Regions from separate parts of the Homo sapiens genome. Here region 2 is linked to region 1. A link is a contact called in ENCODE Hi-C or POLR2A ChIA-PET data. All regions are on one chromosome and are shown on one strand. The core of a region is the stretch at or near the end of the contact, and the rest is flanking DNA. Distances in the headings are between cores, read along the strand shown. Region 1 overlaps LINC00673 (long intergenic non-protein coding RNA 673). Region 2 overlaps CDC42EP4 (CDC42 effector protein 4).

What was found. Hi-C counts contacts between places; a loop is a spot of excess contacts on that map. ChIA-PET counts read pairs that join two places held with the same protein, here RNA polymerase II (POLR2A). Pooled maps may share reads with other maps.
Region 2: a pooled map shows a loop between it and region 1 (6-fold over the local background). The contact joins two enhancer-like sites. A Hi-C loop is called at or near these places in 2 of 50 pooled maps. POLR2A ChIA-PET finds 5 or more read pairs at or near these places in 3 of 52 experiments (GM12878, PC-3 and activated T-cell).

What each region holds. Positions count from the first base shown.
Region 1 is chr17:72,463,238-72,469,231 of GRCh38, reverse strand. All of the region lies in intron 1 of LINC00673 (long intergenic non-protein coding RNA 673), which reads left to right. Among named protein-coding and RNA genes, the nearest start is that of LINC02003, 120 kb to the right of the region's middle. RefSeq lists enhancers at 460-1,137, 3,524-3,733. Within about 2 kb of position 3,616, at least 12 of the 41 ENCODE cell types and tissues checked have a DNase peak (open chromatin) inside an H3K27ac peak, as active enhancers do; they include GM12878, where a contact is called at or near this core.
Region 2 is chr17:73,281,571-73,287,564 of GRCh38, reverse strand. CDC42EP4 (CDC42 effector protein 4) reads left to right here. Exons shown (of 2, transcript NM_012121.5): 2 at 953-3,941. The coding sequence starts at 1,065. The coding sequence ends at 2,135. Among named protein-coding and RNA genes, the nearest start is that of CPSF4L, 23 kb to the right of the region's middle. RefSeq lists enhancers at 596-1,150, 1,151-1,706, 2,262-2,818, 5,671-5,800. Within about 2 kb of position 3,655, at least 10 of the 41 ENCODE cell types and tissues checked have a DNase peak (open chromatin) inside an H3K27ac peak, as active enhancers do; they include GM12878, where a contact is called at or near this core.

The sequences.
Region 1 (5,994 bases), core at 2,367-4,866:
ATGGAGTCATGGGATGGGTCCATAGTGGGAGAGCTGGGAGACTAAGGAGAGATGGATTCCTGGAGAACACTGCAGTGTTTAGGTGCGTGGAGGCCAGTGGGGATCAGGGGACATGGGAAGCACAGTGGGACTGGGGAAGGAAGCCAGGAGTGTGCAGCATGGCGCAAAAGGGGAGGAGGGAAAGAGTTTTACAAAGAGGATGAGGACTGATCATAATCATGAATATTCATAACAAACTGGTTGACTGCACACTGTGTACCATTCAGTCTTCAAATGCATTCTATGCATTGCTTATTTTAGTTCGGAAGACAGCAATAGTAGGCATTATTTTTTATACCATCTTGCCACACCCAGAGTGGCAAGAAGAGGTGGTCGCTGGCTTCTGAGGTCAATGTTTCTTGCACTTTGGAGACTCATAGTCCAAAGAGTTCCTTTCTGATCTGGGTGGAGGTCATCAGTGCTGGCTGAAGTAGAACCAAAGCAAGCAAGCACCCCTTCTGAGAGTCTTGAATTGAATTGCACCTACCCTTTTCCACCCGGCCTCCCCAGGCCTTCCCACACAAACAGGGAGAGGTAGGGGAGAACGCTGTGTTAAAAATGTACTGTCTGTTTAGTTAGAGGACTTGGACTGTTCAGACAAGCCCTGTTCGCCCTGGCATTTCTCACTGTCGGAAAGGTGACTTGGTCTCTCTGCCTTTGGTCTCAGTGGGAGGAGGCGGGGAGGTGGAGTCCTGCAGGTGTGGTCGCCGGCCAGGGTTTTATATGTTTTGCTGCTGAGGAGAGAAAGCACACACAGTTCAGGGCTAATGACAGGGCACCGCAGGTAGGAACATGACTGAGCCCTACAGCTTGCACATGTGTGGTTGGGCAAAAGACAATTGCAGATGTTCCTGGAATTCCCAAACCGGATACAAAATCGCTAGCAGGATGCAGAGAAAGAGGAATGAGCCAAGTGTTTTACATAATGAGAAGCTTGCCTCCCGCCTGGTCTCTCTCTCTCTCTCTCTCTCTCCCTCCCTCTCTCTCCCTCTCCCTCTCCCTCTCTCTCTCTCCCTCTCTCCCTCCCTCTCAGTGCCGTGGCGGGTCGGGCCTCCTTTTCCTGAAATCCCAAGGATTAGGAAACCAGTGTGCGTGTCTGGAGGGCGGAGGGCGGCTCCAGCAGACGGCCTTGTCTTGCTTTGGTCGGTTTATATCCAGGATCCGTGCCTTTCCACCGGGTGTGGTGGGCCCAGAGGCAGCCAAGGAGTGTGCTCTTCTGTCCAGATGAGCCTTGGTGCCCAGAATGGAAAAGAAATCAGGCATCGGGCCTAAGAGGAACTGAAAGCAGCCACCCAACTCTTTCCCAGGGCCCTCATTTTGAATAGAATTCTCTCTGGGTGGCAGCAGACTCAGCTCTGGGACATTTTGCCTCCAGCCTGGACCTTGGAGGCTGACAGTGGGGAGGGCTGGGCCTAGAGGAAGAGCAGAAATGGGGAATATTTGGAAGCGGAGGCTGCTGGACGCAGAGACCTCCTGTTGGGGGTAGTACGTGGAGACAGAACCCTGCTTCTGGGCATCCTGGGGTAGTACTCACAGGGGCAGGGGGCCCAGGCATCTGCCAGAGCCAAAAATAATGAGCCAAGGCTCACATCCCTGCAGTTGGCTTCTCAATCACCGTTCAGTACCTTCTATGACCCCCAGTACAAGGTGGCCCTTAACCATTTGTCAAATGCATCCACTCTCCTCCCTCTCCCCAGTTCTAAAGGGTTCTTGGAGTCCATCTGAGCTGTGTTTCACTTGAGCGAAATGTTTAGGAGTTGGGCAGGAAGACTACTCCTTCATGGTAGCCTTGATGGAAGGTTTTTCTGAACAAGTGATATAAATCCCATGGGGTGGCTCCCCAGACACCTCCTTCTCATCACCTCCTTAACATACAGGAATCTGTGTTTTTAAGGATGCTGAACCCGTGCATCCCGTATCTCTGTCTGGAATTGCACTTCAGGTTCCAATCCTTGCTGCAGTGAACCTGGTGAGTTAATTTTCTTCTCATCAGTTTCAGTGACTACCTCCACAAAACACAGAGAAAATATTTACCTGTCTCATATGTTAATATGAGGATGAAAAGCCGTTTTTCCATGTCAAGTTCTTTCATGGAACAAGTGCTCAATACATGGGAGCTATTATCACGATTATCATATTCTTTTCAAAAGAAAGAGCTCTCTCAGGGTTTCCATTTAAATATTTGATTCTAGACCAGGAGTTGGCTAACTACAGTCTGTGGGCCAAGACCGGCCTGCCACCTGTTTTTGTACAGCTCGTGAGCTAAGAATCCTTTCCACATTAAAAGTTAAAATCAAAAAAAGGAATATTTTGTGACATGTGAAAATTATATGAAATGTAAATTTCCAAGTCTATGAATAAAGTTTTATTGAGACTCAGCTATACCTGTTCATTTGCTTATTGTCTATGGGTGCTTCATGCTACAATGGCAGAGTTGAGTAGCTCCGATGGAGATGTCATGGCCCACAAAGTTGAAAATGTTTACTCTGTGGTCCTTTACAGAAAAAGCTTGCCAGTCCCTATTCTAGATGACTGATTATTAAACAGGGAGTGTAGGAGTAGGTACCTAGTACAAAAATTGCTGGGCTTAATGCTGATTGGAATAGAGTTCACTAACAGTTGGAAAAGAAGAAAATGCAAGTATCTTTGGTATTTTAAAATAACAGAAGTAAAAAGGAAACAGGGACTGAGTTTTTGAGAATCCTGTACTGTTGATGATGTCACTTTTTCAGAAGTAATCTCTAAGTTTCAGTACACAGGCTGTAGGTATTTGCAGAGGGTGTGTGTTCTAAGATTCCCTTAAGCAGGGAACTCCCTAGGCTGTTGAATGGGTCAGGGTGGGGGTTGACAGTGGGGAGTGGAAGGGGGAGGCTTGACTCATGTCCACCCTCCTCATCCCTCTGCCTTTCCACAAGTGGGAGCTGCCTGTAGAAACAGAGCATTGCTTAAGAAGCTCAAGTTTTATTTCACCTGTTGGGTGTATTTGTCTGTTTATACTCTGCCTCATTCCACTTTCTTCTAGAAAGGATTTAAGGCAGCCAGGACCCTTCAGTGTCAAAAATCCCAGATCCTAGAAGAAGCAATGCCTAGGGGCTGTGTTTGAGGGGAGTACGCAGAGTGAGGTGTCACTGATGATTTCAAAGAGGTGACCCTGGAGCTGAACTGTTTTTCAACGAAGGGAACATTCTTTTCTTGCCTTTATCTCTCTGTCCCCTGTCACCCCGATCTCTGCTCCCACTCCCAACTCCTCAAAGGGCAAATTGTGTTGCCTTGGGTCTCATGGAGGAGAGAAGGCAGGGACAGAGAAGAGTCTGCCCGAAGCAAATGCCAATCCTTGCAGAGTGCCGAGCGAGCTGGGAGCAGCGGTGAGCTGGGTTGAGGGGCAGCCATAGGAACAAGCGCAGGGAGAAGGCTGAGTAATGGACGGGAGGCACAGTGGGTGACAGGGCTGAGAGCACAATTTATGAGTCACCCCGAGCAGCTGCTCTTTGCCCCAGGGGAGCAACTCACACATTCCCAAGGGAGCCAGTGCCTGGGAGACGTGACGTCGTTGTCACTGGGAGAGGAGTTTCAACCATGTGTGGCTTCGGAGGAGCTTGTTCCCATGGGTAACACCCAAGATTCTCAGGATGCAAAATCCCAGCCAAAAGGAGATGGGGCTCTAAGACTTCTTGTGCATGCTTGTATGTATGTATGTATGTGTGTGCAGGTGTGCATATGTGTGTGTGTGCATGTGTGTGAAAGAATGTGTCTCCTCCATGCTGAGACCTCATTATTAACTGCTGATCTGTGCATCCAGGGTGGTAAGAACTTTCATCGTTCATGGAGGAGGTGGTGGCTCTGTGACTAATAGCCCGCCAGTCCGTAGCCATCCCAACATTTTTCTCAAGGATGCTCCCTCCACAAAATCCTGCTCCAAACCCATGATTTGCATGAAACATTCCCTGTTCAACCACGACGGCTCCTCATCTGGCATGTACATTTGGATCATGGTTAGAGGGGGCTGGCCACCTCTGATTGAATTCAGAAAGCCAGCCCGGTGCCGCCCACTGACTCTCTCCCAGGCATCAGCCTTAAAGTTCTGGCAGCTATTCCCAGCTAAATGGGTGCATCAGGCCTTCTTACTGCATAGATAGTTAATAGGGGAAGGAAGAGAGCTCACTCACAGCCTCTCACTGCTGCAGTTTGTTTTATAAACCTGATAGGCACACAGCAAACCCAATGACCAGATACAATGGAAGCAGCCTTTCCTTTTGCACTGTCACCAGCCGTGGCTTTATAAAACCGTTGTTTTTCCTTACCTGGGAAGCCCTTGGGCTGTCCCTTACTTCCTTGATAAGCCAGGCAAGGACATGACAACCTTTAAAATATTGTATCTCTGTGGATAACTGAGCCCAAGAAGAGGAAGGATCTAGTGTATGCCTCCTTAACAATGAAATGAAAAACACAGGGAGCCAAAACCAAGTTTAAATGAGGGTCAGTGGATAACGCATGAACTGGGAACACAATTTGGTTGGGGAAGCTTGTCTATCCGTGGTGTTTTCTGGATAGCTGTTTTCCAGCACACACAAGTATACAACACTTATTTAAAACAGGCCAAGTGCGGTGGCTTACACCTATAACCCCAGCGCTTCGGGAGGCCGAGGCGGGAGGATCACTTGAGCCCAGAAGTTCAAGACCAGCCTGGGCAATGTAGTGAGACCTCATCTCTACAACAAATTTGAAAATTAGCTGGATGTGGTGGCACACACCTGTGGTCCCAGGCACTTGGGAGGCTGAGGCAGGAGGATTGCTTGAGCCCTGAAGGTCAAGGCTGCAGTGAGCCATGACTGTGCCACTGCACTCCAGCCTGGGAAACAGAGGAAAACCCTGTCTCAAAGAAATAATAAAAGAAAAGAAATAAAACAGACTTCCCCAAGAATAGTAAACCACAGTTACAAGTTCATATTTGTAAGTTTATTGTTTTATTGAATCTATTTTTTGGGGTGGATACTTGTTGATAGTCCCTGTGGGTACCTGGGATGTTCCTCCTAGCATAGACGGCAAAAATTTCCAGTGAATTCCTCATTTCCTCCTGTTTCTTTGTGAATGCCCGTAGCTTTAAGGGCCTCTCACCTCCTCAGAGGCAGAGGAGGTTTGTGGACTGGGTGCTAAGCTAATACCCAGGAACTGAATTTTGTTTTGTTTGCTCCACCCACTCTTGGGTAGAGGTGCCGATAGGATGGCCACACTGTGGCCACAGCAAACAGAAATGACCAGCACTACCCAGATAGGAAGCACACGTGCCCAGCTGATCCTTCGGTCCTGGGGAGCTACCTGAATCTCATGGGAAACCCACTTTCCTTTTTCCCCACCACAGACTTGGCTTTCTGCTTCCTTTCTGCTCTGCTCTTTCTGAAAATGCAAATGTGTGTTGGGCAGATCTCCTATGCAGGGAGATTGGCAGAGCCCCTAGGGACACTTGACTGACCAAGGCTTCTTCGTGGAGAGCTGTTTTCTGGTTTATTCTGTCTTGTGATCGATAGGAAACACTGGCCAGGCTTCTTATTTTCCAAGGCTGCTGCTTTCTGACAGGCTTTAAGGGATTAAGGGTTGAATACAGGTGGGTTTCTTCCCCCTCCTGACTCTGTCACCTGGACATTGCCATGGCAATAATCCTCCCTGAAACAAAAATAAAGGGCAGAACCGGTTGGACAGAAAGTGTAGCCGAAAAGTCTTCCAGGGACACTGAGAGTTGAGGGACTTTGAGGCCGCATGGGGCTCCATAGAGCAGCAATCCCCAACCTTTTTGGCACCAGGGACTGGTTTTCTGGAAGATAATTTTTCCGTGGATGTGGTGGGGTGGGGTGGGGTGGGGGTAGTTTCTGGATGATTCAAGCACATTACACTTATTGTGTACTTTATTTCTATTATTATTACATTGTAATATGAAATAATTATACAATTCACCATAAC
Region 2 (5,994 bases), core at 2,406-4,905, 820 kb before region 1:
CTGAACTTCAACTTGGCCCTTGTCAGGAGCTGTGAGAGTGGTGCCTCCAGGCTCCTGGGCTCTACCTCTGCTGTTTTTTGGATTTCTGGTGAATCACCTAGGAATCAGTCTGCAGATCCTGGGGGGACGAAGTCATTTAGGGTCCAGTCCCTGCCTCCCACTCCCCTAATGATGAAAGAAACTGGAAGTTGCCCAATCTTGATCTCCCCGAGACACCAGAAGGTGGACCCTCAGCAAAGAGCCTGGGGCTCCACAGTGGAGACGTCACAGGCGGGATCCTCATTTATGGGATACCAAGCGAAGGCTGAAAGGCTGGGGAGCTGGTTCTGTGGGTCCCAGCAGCCCCACCCCAGTTCTGATTCAGAAAGAGGACTGTGCCGCCCACGCAGGGGGAGGAGCTGGTCAGCCTCTGTCTCCCTGAGCCCGTCCTGTCCTTTCCCTTCTCTCTCTGAGGACCAGGACTCAGGGTGGGGTGTCCACTAACTCCACAGGGATCGAGGTTAGACAGCAGGAAGAACTTACAGCACATCTCCAGGCTGACTGTTCATAGGAGCCAACTCATAGACTCCATCTCTTCCCTGGCTTGCTGCCTGGAATTGCTGGATTTACCTTCGCGTCCTTAAATGTGGTCATGTTTACTCTGGCAGCATCCTGGCTTGCAGGGGCAGGGGAGGCATTGTCTTCTGCAAGAAAGGTTCTGTCTCTCTCAAGTTTCAGGGAAAGTGTGTCCGAGGCTACTGGAACTCTAACCAGATTTGCAAAATCACTCCTCTACTCTGAATGCCTGCGGATGAAGAAACAGGCAGGGTTATACCATGGATTGCTGGCTTATTTCACAGCATTTAACTTTGGTAGGAGCGCTGGGGTTTAAATGACAGTCCCCTGGCAAAGAGGCTTTTGTGCCGTGTGGCCAGCCCGCGTTAATCCTTTGCCTCTCATTCTCTGCTTGCAGCCTTATGATCTCCTCATTGCGTCCCCCTCTGCCCACTGGACTTGGACTTCAGATCTGACCCCAGACCTGCCGGCTACCTCGGGAGGGCCCACCTCCCCGCCCATCCAGCAAGATGCCAATCCTCAAGCAACTGGTGTCCAGCTCGGTGCACTCCAAGCGCCGTTCCCGAGCGGACCTCACGGCCGAGATGATCAGCGCCCCGCTGGGCGACTTCCGCCACACCATGCACGTTGGCCGGGCCGGAGACGCCTTTGGGGACACCTCCTTCCTCAATAGCAAGGCTGGCGAGCCCGACGGCGAGTCCTTGGACGAACAGCCCTCTTCTTCATCTTCCAAACGCAGTCTCCTGTCCAGGAAGTTCCGGGGCAGCAAGCGGTCACAGTCGGTGACCAGGGGGGAGCGGGAGCAGCGTGACATGCTGGGCTCCCTGCGGGACTCGGCCCTGTTTGTCAAGAATGCCATGTCCCTGCCCCAGCTCAATGAGAAGGAGGCCGCGGAGAAGGGCACCAGTAAGCTGCCCAAGAGCCTGTCATCCAGCCCCGTGAAGAAGGCCAATGACGGGGAGGGCGGCGATGAGGAGGCGGGCACGGAGGAGGCAGTGCCCCGTCGGAATGGGGCCGCGGGTCCACATTCCCCTGACCCCCTCCTCGATGAGCAGGCCTTTGGGGATCTGACAGATCTGCCTGTCGTGCCCAAGGCCACGTACGGGCTGAAGCATGCGGAGTCCATCATGTCCTTCCACATCGACCTGGGGCCCTCCATGCTGGGTGACGTCCTCAGCATCATGGACAAGGAGGAGTGGGACCCCGAGGAGGGGGAGGGTGGTTACCATGGCGATGAGGGCGCCGCTGGCACCATCACCCAGGCTCCCCCGTACGCCGTGGCGGCCCCTCCCCTGGCAAGGCAGGAAGGCAAGGCTGGCCCAGACTTGCCCTCCCTCCCCTCCCATGCTCTGGAGGATGAGGGGTGGGCAGCAGCGGCCCCCAGCCCCGGCTCAGCCCGCAGCATGGGCAGCCACACCACACGGGACAGCAGCTCCCTCTCCAGCTGCACCTCAGGCATCCTGGAGGAGCGCAGCCCTGCCTTCCGGGGGCCGGACAGGGCCCGGGCTGCTGTCTCAAGACAGCCAGACAAGGAGTTCTCCTTCATGGATGAGGAGGAGGAGGATGAAATCCGTGTGTGAGGCGGACAGTGGGTGGCCACCGGGAGCTCTTGGCTGCATCTTCTCCCTGCCCCCACCCCACTATGACCTTTGACCCTACGGCGCAGGGGCAGCCAGGACCCTTGATTCAGACCATGGACCCTGGACCTTGTAGATGAGGGACACTGGCCTGGCCCTCGGGTCTTCGGAGGACGTAGGGGGCTGGCATGGGTGCCGACTGGCTGCCTGACTTCATCATGCTCCCTGCACTTAGGCTGCGTGGGACAAGGGCTGTGTTGTCACAGCAGGAATAGGTTTTCCTCTGTTGGCCTCCCTTTCCTCCACCCTGGCCTCAAATGGATGCCAGATGCCAACCCCAGTTCTGGCCACGTACAGCCAGCGGGTCAGCCCAGAGGCAGCCTCAGCTCCAGGGCTAAGGACTCTCGGCTCCCATTTTCTCTGCTGGCGTTTCTGCTGTGCCCAGCAGTGGCTGCTGGGGAAGCAGCTGCAGCAGGAGGGAGACGGTCTTGCCTCTCAGCCCCTCCCTGCCCCACCCCAGCTCCTGCCCTGGAAATCTGGAGCCCCTTGGAGCTGAGCTGGACGGGGGGCCAGCTGCGAGCATGTGCACTAAACGCAGCCCTTTCCAGGGGAAGAGAACAGGATGGAGAATGGAAGGAAAGCCCCCCAGGCTTCGTGAATTGCAAGAAGGGACCCTTCCAGGATGACACTAGGAACAGGGCTAGGGCACTCGCTCAGTCCCTAGGGGCTTGTTTGTTCTTTATTATTGTGTTTAAATCCTTATAGAGCAATATCAGGATGGTGTTAATAGGTCTGCCTCAGAATGAGAATCAATCCTTTTAGAAAACCTTTATACTAAGCCTCCTCTTCAAAATTCACAGTGGCGATTAGCGGACTGGAGTCTGGTGGCGATTAGCGGACTGGAGTCTGGGGACATCCGTGGCAAAGACACCAGCTCAACTTTAGTGCTTCCCAACTTTATTTAGAATGACATGGGGTGGGTGTCTGGTGTGTGTGTTTTCCCTACGCACCTCCCATAGCTATTAACAACTGAGGAAGGCCAGTGCAGAATATTTTTGGAGAACGATTTTTTTTTTAAATAATATATCATTCCTATGGGGGGAAAGCCTTTTTTTTCTTTTTGGCTGAGTTATTCCCTCCCTCCCCTCAATACCCTCAGTACTGACTACTTCCCTTTCTTTTCTCAGGCCTCCCCCCACCGACTTTTGAGGCCAGGGTTGGCCAGATTTAGCAAAACCAAAACAGAGTGCTGAGTTAAACGCAAATTTCAGGTAAACAAAAGATAATTTTCTAGCATTAATATGCCCCACGCAATATTTGGAACACTTATGTGAAAAATGATTTGTTTTTCTGAAATTCACGTTTCTCTCTGAGTCCTGTAACTGTCCCCGAGGGGATTGAGCAGAAGCTCGGGTATGAGCCCTGAGGTTGACTGCCGGTTATTTTTCTGTCCTGGGAACAGCCTGACCCACCTCCCTGTCTCCATGTAGCCAGTGAGGGGAGGGGGAGACACAGAACCAACCACAGCCAGGGGCGTCCCCATGGCGACTGTGGCCCGGCCCCTCCTCTCTTGCCTGACTCTCCTCTCTTGCCTGACTCTAGACACTAACTTAGTTCCAGGTTCGGTGCCCTGTTGGTGCTCCTGTTTCCAATAGCTTAGGTCCCATGGTGGGGGAGGAACCTCAGGGGCTATGCAGCCCCCGCCAGCTGCCCTCGAATCCCGTCCAGGCCAATTCCAGATTCTAAACTGATTTTTTTCATGATATTGTCAAAACAGTGAGGAAACATTAAAAAAAAAGCCCTAAAGCACGCCTGGTGTCTGTCTCTGCTTTTTGGGAGGGCTATTTCAGGATGGGGGTGGGGTCTGGACCCAGGTCCTAGAGCTGTCCAGGGGGGCCTGAGGTGGCTTCTGTCTCTCTGTCCGTGAGGACCCGCCCTTCCTGCGATGCTGTCTGCCTGGGCAGGCCCCTTCAGAGTCTGGGGACTCAGGTGTCCCTAACTGCCATCTCTTGGAAGCCCTTGGCACTTGGTCGCTTAGCTGTTCTGTGCCTCCCTCTCCTGCTCTGTAAAATGGGTATCCTGCCACTCTTAGAGGGTTGAGGCACAGAAACAGTGACATGGGCTTTTTGTGGGGGAGGGGGTTGGTTTTTTGTTTTTTTTTGTTTTTTTTTTTTGTTGTTGTTGTTTTGTTTTTTTTGAGATGGAGTCTCACTCTGTCGCCCAGGTTGGAGTGCAGGGGTGTGATCTCAGCTCACTGCAACCTCCGCTTCCTAGGTGCAAGCGATTCTCCTGCCTCAGCCTCCCAACTAGCTAGGATTACAGGCGTGCGCCACTACACCCAGCTAATTTTTGTATTTTTAGTAGATACTGGGTTTCACCATGTTGGCCAGGTTGGTCTCCAACTCCTGACCTCAAGTGATCCGCCCACCTTGGCTTCCCAAAATGCTGGGATTACAGGTGTGAGCCACCGTGCCGGTCGACATGGGCTTTTTATACAGTTGTGATTAGGATGAGAGTGACTGTGTTCTCCCCAGCCCCCTGGTGTCCTGGTGCACGGAACTGTCACCACCAGAAAGTGGCTGGCCCTGAAGGCAGTTTCTGCATGATGCTGGGAGCGGGGCTACCACCTCCTCTTTCCCCTTTTACCGTTAAGCCTGGAAAATCAGCTTACAAGTGGCAGGTCCTCAGTTCAACCTCACTTCTCAGGGAGATAGAAGCTCCACATCCCCATTTTCCAGATGGAGAAAGATGATCAGATAAGCCTCGAGGCCGCCTTCTCTAATGCCCAGAATTCATTCAAAACTCCTGCCCTTCTCACCCCACCACTCCTGGGCACATCAAAACCTCGGGATATAAAGTCAGGGGGTGAGGGTCTAGTGGCCCCTGAACCCACTGCCCTGCCCCTGCCCTACCACCTCCTTCCCTTGAATCATGTTCCCCTCTTTCTGGACAGCTTCAGAAGGGAGCCCTGGTCTGCGTAGGGCTGGCTCACTGCTTGTTGAAGCCCCCGCTTGCTCTCAGGAAATCTGGGGAAATCTTGGGGATCTCAATGTGGCTGAGTTCCTGGTGGAAACCCTGCACTCTCCCCTGAGCACCCACAGAGAAATGTGAGTTCCCCACTCATCTCCCTGGAAAGCAATTAGAGGCATAATTAAAATGTCACTCAGGTCCCTCCCTCTGTCCCTAGACAGGCTCATTCGTGTGGGAGTTATGAGCGGGGACTTCTGGCTGCCCCAAGGGAAGAAGAGAGAGGGAGGAGAGCTGGGGCCCATTGGGAGACGGGTCCCTAGGGGCTACAGTCTAGCTCAGGGATGACTGGGGAGAGGAAGGTACTGTTCAGGCGAGGACCAGGCAGATGAGAAGGGGCTGTGCCTCCCAGACACAGTGCAACCTCCCAAGAGAGAGAAATGACTGTACCTACACCGACTAACCAGGGACTCCCTAGGGGCCCAGAGAAACCAGCCGCCCCGAGCCCCAGAATCTGTTTCTTGACCATTGATGGAAAAGCTCTGAGCATTCAAGAAGACCCGGGGACCTGGCTTGATTCACAGCTTTAAGGAGCATACCTTCTGGCTGGGGGTTCAGTGGACCCAGGAGACAAGGATGAGATGAACACGCAGAACCAGCCAGGCCACAGAGCTCTGTTAAGATTTGCTGGGAGCCAGGCGCCGTGGCTCACACCTGTAATCCTAGCACTTTGGGAGGCTGAGGCAGGAGGATCCCTTGAGACCAAGAGTTTGAGATCAACTTGGGTAACAGCGAGACAACATGTCTACCAAAAAATAATTTTTTTTTTTTGAGATGGAATCTCGCACTGTCGCCTGGGCTGGAGTGCAGTGTCACGATCTCAGCTCACTGTAAC